Linked DNA regions of Homo sapiens: region 2 is linked to region 1. Evidence: chromatin contacts called from ENCODE Hi-C or POLR2A ChIA-PET data. All regions are on one chromosome and are shown on one strand. The core of a region is the stretch at or near the end of the contact, and the rest is flanking DNA. Distances in the headings are between cores, read along the strand shown. Region 1 overlaps FAR2 (fatty acyl-CoA reductase 2). Region 2 overlaps FAR2 (fatty acyl-CoA reductase 2).

What was found. Hi-C counts contacts between places; a loop is a spot of excess contacts on that map. ChIA-PET counts read pairs that join two places held with the same protein, here RNA polymerase II (POLR2A). Pooled maps may share reads with other maps.
Region 2: a map of PC-3 shows a loop between it and region 1 (4-fold over the local background). The contact joins two enhancer-like sites. A Hi-C loop is called at or near these places in 6 of 168 maps with a recorded cell type or tissue (CD14-positive monocyte, PC-3, dorsolateral prefrontal cortex and 2 more), 21 of 37 single-sample maps with no recorded cell type and 7 of 50 pooled maps. POLR2A ChIA-PET finds 5 or more read pairs at or near these places in 2 of 52 experiments (B cell and common myeloid progenitor, CD34-positive).

The regions. Positions count from the first base shown.
Region 1 is chr12:29,163,097-29,169,203 of GRCh38, reverse strand. All of the region lies in intron 1 of FAR2 (fatty acyl-CoA reductase 2), which reads right to left. Among named protein-coding and RNA genes, the nearest start is that of FAR2, 17 kb to the right of the region's middle. Within about 2 kb of position 4,288, at least 10 of the 41 ENCODE cell types and tissues checked have a DNase peak (open chromatin) inside an H3K27ac peak, as active enhancers do; they include CD14-positive monocyte, PC-3 and endothelial cell of umbilical vein, where a contact is called at or near this core.
Region 2 is chr12:29,238,988-29,245,459 of GRCh38, reverse strand. All of the region lies in intron 1 of FAR2 (fatty acyl-CoA reductase 2), which reads right to left. Among named protein-coding and RNA genes, the nearest start is that of FAR2-AS1, 76 kb to the left of the region's middle. Within about 2 kb of position 3,224, at least 19 of the 41 ENCODE cell types and tissues checked have a DNase peak (open chromatin) inside an H3K27ac peak, as active enhancers do; they include CD14-positive monocyte, PC-3 and endothelial cell of umbilical vein, where a contact is called at or near this core.

The DNA of each region.
Region 1 (6,107 bases), core at 3,039-5,538:
CCCAACAGCAGTTGGGGTGTCCTGTTTAGAGGGGGGATTGAGAGGTGAAGCCAGCTGGACTTCCTGGGTCGAGTGGGGACTTGGAGAACTTTTCTGTCTAGCTAGAGGATTGGAAACGCACCAATCAGTGCTCTGTGTCTAGCTAAAGGATTGTAAATGCACCAATCAGCACTCTGTAAAAACGCACCAAATCAGTGCTCTGTGTCTAGCTAAAGGATTGTAAACACATCAATCAGCACTCTGTAAAATGGACCAATCAGCACTCTGTAAAATGGACCAATCAACGCTCTGTAAAATGGATCAATCAGCAGGACATGGGAGGGGACAAATAAGGGAAGAAAAGCTTGCCACCCCAGCCAGCAGCAGCAACCCACTTGGGTCCCCTTCCACGCTGTGAAAGTTTTGTTCTTTTGCTCTTCACAGTAAATCTTGCTGTTGCTCACTCTTTGGGTCCACACCACCTTTAAGAGCTGTGACACTCATCACGAACGTCCACGGCTTCATTCTTGAAGTCAGCGAGACCACAAACCCACCAAAAGGAAGAAACTCTGGACACATCTGAAGGAACAAACTCCAGACACACCATCCTTAAGAGCTGTAACACTCACCGCGAAGGTCCGCGGCTTCATTCTTGAAGTCAGCAAAACCAAGAACCCACTGGAAGGAACCAATTCTGGACACAAGATGAATACTAAATTATGATTATTGGTAGTTTGAATTACTTTCTGTTCATTTCTTTCTGAGCCTGTTCTTTAGAAATGAGCTTTTGAAACATCTGAACATGCACCAAATGAGGATGCCTCACAGGGCCTAGTCTGTCAGTAAGCACACTGCTCTCCATCCCCAGAAATGAGCTGACCAGAAATATCATCAGGGTAATTTGACATTTGCTAAGAATATAAGGTCCCCCACGTACCCTCACAGTATCATAAATCTCAGTAATTTCTGTCAGCAAAGGCAAAGGTTCATCTAATTGCAGGCTTCCCTTTTATGGAGCGAGAACCAAAGTTCAGCAACTCCCAGCTGGCCTCTGGTTTCAAGCGGGATAAACTAACTGTGCAGGAAAGACTTCCCTGGCATCTGTGTTTACTCTTGACTGACACGTTATCAAGATCCCACCCTCTGCTACTTTCTGGAATCCTGCGTAAAAAAACTATTTGTATTTCATCTATGAGGGTATGCACATTTATTTTGACGACACTGTTTATTTGGGAAGCACCATCTCTCCAAGAATGTCACATTAGTAACTGGTAATGAGGAATTTTTTTCCCACAATTCCCATCACTATCCTTAAAGTTCTTGTTTCTTACACGAGGTGTAATAGTTAATGCTTTGATACTCTCTCTAGTCATTGGTCAAAGCTGCAATTTACCGTCATATATTTATCTAAAGCAAACTTCCTTACTGAATAAGGCAAAATGTCAACATAGAAGTGACTAAATAAAGCACCAAATTGTCAGGATAATTCTTGAACTGTTGTTGGATTGTAGTATTTATATGACAACTCCGTGGAGGCATTACTTAATCAGAAGAGCTAATGTAAAGTACCTCTGGGTGACATTCAACCACAAGAGGAAAAGTGATATAGGATAATGACGTAACAATTGAAGAATAGAAGGATGTAAAAATAAGGGTGTGTGTGGAATGCTCATTTATTTGTTAGTGAAATGAAATGTTTGAGCATCTACATGCTCTGAGAGACTGAAAAGGAGAGAACGAAAATAAGTGGAAGTAAGCCTCTGGAGAAGTTCAGAGGGAATAAAATTTGTAGAAAAACGTAGGTCAGACTTGAATAGGGGAATGTCATGTCATCCTCTAAAAAGAAGGAAAAGAGGGAGGTTGGAGCAGAACCAGAGACAGATCTTTGGTTATTTTTCTTTTCTCTGTGGAGTGTGAGGCAAGATCATATAATGTTAATTTAAAAGTTGCAAGTAAAGGAAAAAGCTCCTGGAAAGGGGTAAATATTTATAACAACTCCTTCAGATAGAATAGAAAACACACCAGAAACCAGCAAAGAAGCTGAAAGCAGCAGAGTATCCAATGGGGATAGCGATGGATTTGTACCATCTCCATTTCATACACATACTTACCTGGTTTTTCTCCAGCAACGCCTGACTGCTGGTGGTTGGAGCAGGAAAAATCGATTATTGGCAAGATCCAAATTGGGAGTAACAAATAAAAAGGGTAGGAATAGAAGCAGTTGGCAAGGGTACTCTTAAAGTAATTGACCTAGGCTACACAGAGAAGGAAGCAAGATCCAGAGGAAGCTCATTGACTATGAGAAAGTGCATATGTTTATCTGTATCAGGGGCAGGGATCGTGGGGAGTTTAAAGAATGAAAGTCCTGCTGAACTGGAACCATAGCTATAGGGGGAGAAAGAAACTAAGAGAGCTGGAAGTAAAGAAGGTCACTGTCCAAGAGTGAACTGTCAGATTTAGAGATTTCAGATATAGCTGTCTGGAGCAATGTCAAAGCCTGAGGACTTGCCTTGGAAGTAGGTTTCTAAAAATCGGGTGCTTTAGTGCTTAAAATGAAAACTGATGAAAGTGTGAGGTCAAAGCATCAGAGTGCTGAATGTTCATCCACATGGACTTCAATGTTAAGAATACTCTCAGAAGTAGGAAAGGAGAGGACATATGTGAGCCACATATTTGATAAATATCAGGGAATAATCTGGAGGTGACGGGCAACAGCAACAAGGACTGACAGAAGCTATGGAAATTGCCAAAGAGGAGAGGCTTTCCTTTTGGTCAGAAAGCAGAGATCTGCATTATCAACATGGAAAGATAAGACAACACTTGGTCCACCTCACAAGGTTACTCAGGGACTCACATAAAATAATGGACATAATAAGTCCTCCAAGGAGTGTTAAATGTAATTTAAATGAAAATTACTATTATCATGTATAAAATTATGTATAGATATAGATATTAAAGTCTGTACACACACACACAAAAGACCTTATCAGTCTTAGATACTGTCAATACCATTTACTATTAATATATCAGCAACTCTTATAATTTACATCTTAGACTTTATATTAACAATTCTCAAAGCATTTCATGCACATATTTCAGTATCTTCTCACAAAAACCTTGGGAGATAAATAGTGTAGATGTTGTTATTCACAGATGAGGAAACTGAGGATCAGAGACAAGTAGTGATTTGGCTAAGGCCGCTGTTAGTGACAGAGCCAAGACTGAAATTTTGATGAAAGAAATTTACAACTTCTAACTGCTATAGGACAGGAGAAAGCTTTTTACCAGGTGTTTATTTGCTTCCTGTTTTTCCTATACAACAACATCTAGGACATTTGGACACCTGATAACTCTGTTCTATATTTTTTTTCTTAATTACCATGTATTAGAATATTAGAACTCTGTGAACTTAAATGTATTGAATTTGCAAGGAAACTCTAACCTCAACAGCTAATTTCCTCTTCAAGGCTCCAAATGTTTACCTATTTGGTACAACTGCTTTCCAAACTGTCCTTGATAACAAAGACACTCTGTTCTTGAAAAATTTGATCATCGAAAAAGAAGAAAATCATTTTTCATTGATTTTCAGGCAAATATGATGCTACTTTTAATAGAAATGTGTCTACTACATTCAAACAAAATGGGAATATTTCAACACCCAAAGCATTCTTTAGGTTAGTTCTCAAAGGAGATTTTTGAGTTGGAACTCTCTCCTAACCAAAATTATGCTTTCAATAATAACTATATTTTTATGTTAATTGCTTGCTTAATGATTACATTTTAAACTTTGTGGGCCTAATTTTCCTCGTCTGTGATCCCTGGGATTGATGCGACAAACTTTTTGTAAAGTGTCTTGCACTTGTGAAACATTCAGTAATTAGTAAGGGTGATTTTAATCAGCCATAATTTGTAATTCTGAATTTCATCCTTAGAGTATTTCCTTCTTTTGTGTAAAATGTATCACTAGGGTGACACCAACAAGAGAAAATAAACTATTGCAAACTTGAATGGTTGCAAACTTGAAACCACAGCCTAACGTAGGAGAGGTTTACATACTAATTACTTAAAATGTGAAGCAGATAGGGAATCATCTCCTTAAGCAAGATACAAATACCTGAAAACAAAGAGAAAATATTCAGCAACTTCAGCTACATTAATAGTAAGAACTTCTGTGCTTCAAAAACACACAAAAAAGGAAGTGAAAAGACAATTCACAAACTGGAACATATATTATAAACCAACAGTATGAGTCATCGTTAATCTGTTTATGACACCAGGCAACAGCAAGTAAATAGTTCTGTAAGGAACTCCACTCATACTGCTTTTACTGCTAGGGTGTCCAGCTTGCTACTGTGTCCCTGTGATTTAAAAGACACAGGAAAGATACATCTTTAGTTTAGTTTTGTTTTTCCTGCTTCTTTAACATCTCTCTGCATCTTGGTTCATGCACAATTGGAGACTCATCACACGAACAGTCTAAGACTCGTCAAAGTCATGCAACTAGAACAGGGTTCTTCAGTAGCCTCTGTGTCTGTCCTACTCCTCAGTTCATGGCTCAGAGCTGGAGCTCCCTTCACTCTCCCCTCCGTTCTTCCCTCTTCTTAGCCTTAGATATGCCCTTCTCCTTTTCCCGTCTCTGCAGGGCCAGCCGGGGTGTCCAGAATACCAAGGGCCTTCAGATGTTGGATGACCAGTATGTCACCAATATCACACCCTGTGAGGGAGATGGAAACTAGGCCTGCTGGTACCAAGAGTTGGGCTAGGGAGGGAGTGAGGGTGGAGGACAAAAGAACAGGGAGAGGAAGCTAGCTCATCCGAGAACTTTGATGCTAAATTTCCTTTTGGAGCAGAAGCCAATTCCTGTCTAGATGCAGGCATGAGAAACAAGCAAAATGGCAGCAGCCGCGTCGGCAAAAGTAAACCCAGCTGTATTCCTAGGGACTAACTGCCTCATCAAGGCCTCGTGCCTGCATAAGTGAAGAATGGGAAAGAGACCTAAATAGGTGTACTATGCAATTCCTGATTGTTCTTCCTAAATGAAGCTTGGTGCAATCGATTTTGAAAAAGCTAAATGGCCTTAATAATAAGGGAAACACTTCCATAGTACTGTATTACGTGTTGAGCTCTGTCCTAAGCAGGTAACACACACGAACTCATTTACTTCTCAGTACAGCCCCTTAGAGGGTATCTATTATTAGGTCAAACCATATGAAATTGCCAACACTCAACCATTTTGACCTACAAAGGGCAATTGTGCATGGTTCAATCTGCATTTCACCTGCATTTTACAGATGAAGAAAGCCAAATGCAGAACATTCAAGTAACTTGCTAGTAAGTGACAAACCCTGATCTAGGCAATAGGGCTCCTGTTTCTGTGGCCGTGATTAACTGTGGAAATATCTGCCTCTCTACCACACTGAAATAAAATGATGGAAATGGTTTCTTCCAACCTAAAAATTCTATCCACGAATCTGTCTCCCAGTCTCCACACACCTATCTCTTCTTGACTTGCCTGTTTCTTTTGAAATGATATCACTGCTCACTCAGTCACTCAGCTGGAAATCTAAGAATGGATTTTGATTTCTTTATTTCTCTACCACCAGAATTCAAATCATATTTATTAAGTCTATCTCAGCAGAAGCTGCAGAATCATAGGACATGAGAGTGGAAAGGAACTTTAAAGATAATCTAGTCGTTTATCTGATGTAGACATAGAGCACAATCAGGACAATAGTCTGAACTCCTGGGTTCTGGTCACTGCTCTTCTCTGTCTACTACAGTTGTCACAATGGACAAATGCTGTGGATAATACCTCTTTGCTTCTCCAGAACTTCGGGACCAACTGTAATGCTGTAACTCTCACATATGACAATAGCTTGACTCACTAAACACATACTCAGTGTCAATCACTCTTCTAACGGAAGAATGAATTAGCAGATCAACTCTATGGTGGTTACTATTATAAACCCCATTTAACAAATAGAAAACTAAGGCACAGAGAAATAAAGTGATTTGTCCACGGTCACACATCTTGTAGACTAGCTCTAGAGGCTATGTCCTCCATTCATCCTTCATCCTGTCCTATCCTTCAGTGGGCAAACCTCAGACTTTGAGAAGGGGTTCCCAGG
Region 2 (6,472 bases), core at 1,975-4,474, 77 kb before region 1:
AGGGGATGACTAATTTAATGAGTACTGACACATAAATAAAGCAGATGTGGGTTTGAATTTTAGCTCTACCACTTACTAGCTATGATCTTAGGCAAATGACAGGCCATACCAGTTGCTATTTCCTCATTTGTAAAGTAAGAACAATATTATTGGGAAGACTTACTTTAAAAGGGCAGACAGGGCCAGGCGCAGTGGCTCACGCCTGTAATCCCAGCACTTTTGGAGGCTGAGGTGGGCGGATCACGAGGTCAAGAGATTGAGACCATCCTGGCCAACGTGGTGAAACCCCGTCTCTTACTAAAAATACAAAAATCAGCTGGGACTGGTGGCGCATGCCTGTAGTCCCAGCTACTCGGGAGGCTGAGGCAGGAAAATCGCTTGAACCCGGGAGACGGAGGTTGCAGTGAGCCAAGATCATGCCACTGCACTCCAGCATGGCCGTAGAGTGAGACTCCATCTCAAAAAAAAAAAAAAGTGCGGACAGAAACTGGCGTGTTTTACAGTTGAGTCAATGAGGCTGGAATGGAAGGGATGGGTGGTAGAAACACTGGAAGGACAATGTGCTTTTTCTCTTAAACTCTTATCATATTTGATCTTGTATATTTGTGTCCATGATTTTCTGCTGTACAAGTTCTTTAAGGGTAGAGACTTTAGTCATTGTTGTATAGCCTAGATAGTGTAATTGAATGAATAAGTTCTGTCAGATCTTGTCTCTAGCTGCATTTGTGTTCATCATCGATTTCATATCATATGCTTGGGTTCTTTAGGGTGGGAACAATAGATTCACTTTGCATCTCTAGTGCCTGGGAAGCTCTCAGTGTCCAATCAATGCTGTTTAAGAGAATGAATAAACGAGGAAATGGATGGATAAATGGATGTTTGGAGGATGAAGTGCACACTAGTAATGGCTGAATGCTAGGCCGGGTCTCTTTTCTCTGAAATCCTGGTCTCCAGGGTCTCTGCTACACAAAATGCAAGAAGCTCTGCCTGTCACTTTGAGATATACAGTTCCTAAGAGGTTGTGTGAACCAACTGGCTTGGAACATATTTCTGTTAAATCACTGGAAGAAATTTAGCATTTAGAGTTCAAAGTTGGCACCACTTCACACTGACACTAATAAGAAGCTACTTTATGTCACCATGTCACCTTTCTTTCCTGTTCACTGAACAAGGCTTTAAAATTGTATTTAATGTGTTCATTGGCACATTCTTTCCTGAATTCAGCATTTTTGGAGCATGAAGTGACCAAAATAGTCATTTTTGATTTTGTATAAGTTCTATGATGAATCATTTGATTATTTTTAACTCAATCAGATATTGGGAGCACTGGTGAAAAAAGAACATACAGGAATATCCAAATGACATAGCAGATAATAGGAAAGGTAATGTCTACTATCACCACAATAGCTATTTGATATAAGTTGGGAAATTCATTCATTCATTCATTCATTCATTCAACTGCTGATTAAATGTACACTATGTTCCAGGGATTGTGCTACATGCTGGGGATACTATGATGAACGAGACACCACCTGTTCAGTATGAGGTGCTTTGTCTCTCATCTTTTAAAGGTTCTTATTATTGAGTTTTTAACAACTGCAGATGCCTTTAAACTCATTGATATTCCAAGAAGAATACATCCTGAACTCAACATGATGTTAAAGACTTACTAGAGCCCTGGAGTTTCTTTTGGACTTTAACAGTTCCTAGAAGAGAAATGAATGGGATGGCAGTTTCAGACTTTCCTAAGGAATTCAGAGGTATTAGGCCTATAACTGCTACACCATTCCAACGCTGGCATAATTCCACAGAAAATGACCAGGATATATCAACATAACCTGAGCTTCTCCACATCTGCCCATTTCTAATCCAAGACTCCAACACTGAGATCAAGAAAAACATACCAGATAGCAGTGGTTTCAAACACTTGATGAGTTATATTATTTACTGAGCACCTGCTACATGACTGCTCTCTGATGAATGCTTCATTGAAACTGAATTTACAAATGAGAAATAAAAATGAAAATAATAAAATAGAACTTTGACCTACAACCGGTAGCAACTTGCCCAGGAAACCAACCCCTTATCTGTAATAAACAATCCAGGAAGCCAGCCTGCTATAAGTCAGACTTGCAGGAAACCAGATTGCTATCTCCAGTGACAATCCAGGAAGATAAATGATCATTTCTGTAACAACTGGCCCCAAACTGACAAGACTTAATTACTGACAGCTTCCCTAATTTTGGCCCCACTTCCAAGTTAACACCAACCACAGAAAATCAAAAATACATCCCCTAACCAATCACGCAGGGTGCCCCACCTCTAGCTGGCCTGCTTATAGCTTCCCCATGCAACAGCCTCCAATCAGGGCAGAGCTGAAGCCTTCCCGTTTTCCACTATAATGCTTTCCCACTCTCCTGCGTGCCTTTGAGTCTCTGCTAAAATGTTAAGTGATGGTGGCTGACTCCCTTGCTGTAGCAAGCTTGGAACAACTAGCCTTTCTTTTTCTCATTTGGTAGATTTTCATTTAGTTCCACATAACTATTATACCCATTTTTACAGATAAGGGGATTTATAAAGATTAGCTTTTAAATGGGCCACACAAGAAGCAGAGCAAGAGTTGGAACCTGATCTCCCTCATTCCAAAGTTATCCTATTAACTAGTATCCAAATGTAGAAAAGAAAAGAGAGGTTTTTCCTTTACTGTCCTCTGCCATACCTACTCTGTCATTTTGAGTACTTTCCTCTTTCCTTGAAAGAAAGTGACTCTAATATCGGCCTGCAGGCCTGCTGGTTTTGCAGACAAATGCAATTCAGATACACTGGTAAGAGTTTAAGGCGATACTGAGGATGATAATGGCAATCCTACTTCTGTATTTCTTTACCATAGGTTGAATATATGAACAGTTGGGAGCCCAGCAGGTGGTGAGACTTGAGTTGCTCCTGGGGAAACAGTTCTCTGTACTGTCACTGTGTCACAGGACCACAGTGCTGCTCACTTCTGCTGCTTCCCAGTGACTCAATTAGGGAATTGCACTTAGTAAGTGTGGGCGTTTATGTAACTTGAAAGCATTTCAACATAACATGCCAGCTTGAGAACACAGGATTTCAGCACAAGCTTATTCACTGAGAGGACTGGGTAAACTCCCTAGTATAATGCTGTTCAGAGGTCAAAAAGAGAAGTGGATTAACAATAATTTTTTTAAAGAAGCTTTTTGTCTTCATTACTACACCTTATTTGTCATTTTGAGTCACCCAGTTCTAAATGGAGTGAAGCCAAGGGAAAGGCCTCAAATACATAAACTTCCTTTCTAGCTCCTCAGAAGTCTTGAAGTCGTGTGTCACACTGGTGTGACTCCTTCGGTGTAAAGTGGCGTGCTGAGCATTAACACGGATGTTTGCAAACATTTGAGGCAAGGCCTATGCTCTGTGTTCAGACTTAGCACCAGGAGAAGCCCACATTGCTCCCACATTTGCCATCCTCAGCTGTCACAGAATACATGGGCTGAGGTGATTTCTCTGTAGAGACTCTAGTGAGGAAAGGGGGGATTTGTTCACAGCTTCGATGCACGCACCCAGGGGGTGCTACACCCATCAGCAATTCTCTCTGGAATCAACAATTCCCTGGAGCATCTGAGGTGCTCCTGCCTCCTCGGAAATGAAAAGCAGGAAAAACGGCAAGCAACCCAAGTCCTGCTGCTGGAATAGGCAACAGGAAACAGGAGACTTTTCGTTTTGAAGGTGTTTGCCCTGCTTTTTATTTCAAATATTGATCTGGGAAAGGAAGGGAGATTTTACATTTCATACGTCTTTTAAAAAGAACTCAGCATCAAAGGAAACATTGAGAACATTGTCAGGTTGTGATAAAGTCTGCAAAAAACACCTCAGTGTGAGAGAATAAAAAAAGAAATAAGAGAATTAGCTGGAGAGATAAGAGGAAGGAGAGGGAGAACAAACTCATTTTTTTTCCTGCAGAGAAGGGAAAAATACTGAGTAGTATATACACACTAAAACAGAAACCATGATGTACAGAATAACTAGATCAATCTAAATAAATAAAGAAGATCAATCTAAATTTACAGAAATTCCTCTTTCACTTTCTTGAGAAAGTCTTTCCAGATTTCCATCAGATACAAAATAGAAAGCCACAGCAATATTAGAAGAAGAAAAAAAAAGATGAAGTGGAGACATGTATACATACACATTTTGGCATATGTGTACATACATACAAAAGCATCCACACATTATATTTGTACACACACATACATTATATGTGTAGCATGTGCATAGCTTAATCTTTCTTTAGTACACATTCAGAGTGGCACTTTCAATACTAGCTTTTAAATACACAATGAGGCCGGGTGCGTGGCTTATGCCTGTAATCCCAGCACTTTGGGAGGCTGAGGTGGGTGGATCACTTGAGGTCAGAAGTTCGAGACCAGCCTGGTCAACATGGTGAAACCCCGTCTCTACTAAAAATACAAAAACTAGCTGGATGTGGTAGTGCATGTCTGTAATTCCAGCTACTCAGGAGGCTGAGGCAGGAGAATCACTTGAACCCAGGAAGCGGAGGCTGCAGTGAGCTGAGATCGTGTCACTGCACTCTAGCCTGGGTGATGGAATGAGACTCAGTCTCAAAAAAAATATATAAAAAAAAATATACATACACACACACACACAATGACATTCCTAGTGCTTTAGAGAAACGTACATATATTTTTAAGATGTATACCTTGTGCCTGTGATTAATTACAAAGTTCAGTTACCTTTTTCAATGACTTCATCTCTGGATATAGTTACTAAACGCTGCCTGACTACATTCCAGAGAGGAGTAAGAGAGCTTGAGTGCCTGGTGGGAGAGGGAATGCCCATGAAGCAAACTGGGCTGTGGATGATGAGACAAGGCAGTAAATTCACATTTTCAAATTAAAAAAAAAACAACCCATTTTGTGCCATGATTTCTCTGTGTCACCTCACCCCTTCTGGGAGTGCTTGCTACACAGTTATATTGGTGGTACTTTTGGAAAGTGGAGCAGCGTCGGCCATTGGAAGTCATATGGAAGGAGGAGTCCTGACAGGTAGTGAGCCAATTAGCAGGGAGAGGAAGAATTGCACGGAAGCAGGACTTCAGAGTGGGAGTTGATGGTGAAACTACAAATTGGCCAGGAATCCCTGGAAATGCAGGTGTAAGCTCTGACTTCCAGAATGCTTGGAATCTGGCATGAGTTATGTTTTTGCTTACTAAAGGGAAGGTTGACTCCAACCTGTCATTAAAATATCTGAAATTATACTATTTTGTATAAACAGTGGTAAGTGAATCTTATGAGCCACGCTGTCGACAGCTGGAGTCAGGAGAATATAAACATTTGTCTTTTTGATAGAGAAAGAGATTTTGGAAGCTCTTGGAACGATGGAAGATGTGAAGGCTAGAAAATTGGGGCAGCAGATACCATCTCAAACATAGGATAAAAGTAATGTGGAAAGTAAGAGCCAGATGACTGGATAGTGGTTCTCTGAAAAGGACTAATATAGGGGCAAAGAATACCTAAATCATCTTTCTGTTTTAAAACATGGAAAGCTATCTGTCCTTCTTGTGTAGCAACAATAAATAAAATACAACAATAAGATTTCTGTCATTAATAAAGCCAGAGGATATATATTAATCATCTACTTAGAAGAATTTTCAAAACCTGAGTTCATATATATAAAGGATTTGCCAGATTTTAAATTATTATTACATTGTTGAAGGATAATATTTCTCTGCCTTTGCACTTTGAAAAAATATAAAATCTTTGGTTATGATGACTTTGGGGGACATTTGTTTTGTGGCTTTCCAGCATTTTCCTCTACTGGTCATCACCTCACATCATCTCTTCCCACGTGGGTAGTCTTTTGGGAGCTGTTACTCAAGATGCTCTGCCCTCTTAGCCAAGGGATAAAATTTTTAACTTTGAGTAAAAGGACACAAAGTTTTATACACACACACACACACACACACACACACACAGTTGATTCATTTAGCTGTGGCACATTGGCCAGATAATCTAGTCAATTAATACTTTTCTAGATACAAAAAAACAGGACTTTGATAGCTCTTAGGAAATGGAAAGGGTTTCCTGCCCTTTCTCATGCCAGTTCTCTAGCCATTCCATTGATTGTGTGGCTATCCCCTTTACTTCCAGTAAATTCCCTATTTGTTTAGTTTGCTAAGGAAGGTAGAATTCTAAGATGAACCCTAGTGACTCACTCCGTGTGTAATCCCCTCTCCTTGTGAACAGGCAGGTCCTATAACTTGCTTCTAACAACAATACAGCAAAGCTGATGGACCATACTTCCATGAGTGTTACTTATTATGTCAAAAGTGAAGAGATTTCACAGATGCAATTAAGCTCCTTAACTGCCTTTAAGTAATTTAAAGGGGAGATTGTCTTTGGCTGGCCTGACCTAATCAGGTGACCCCTTCAAAATAAGT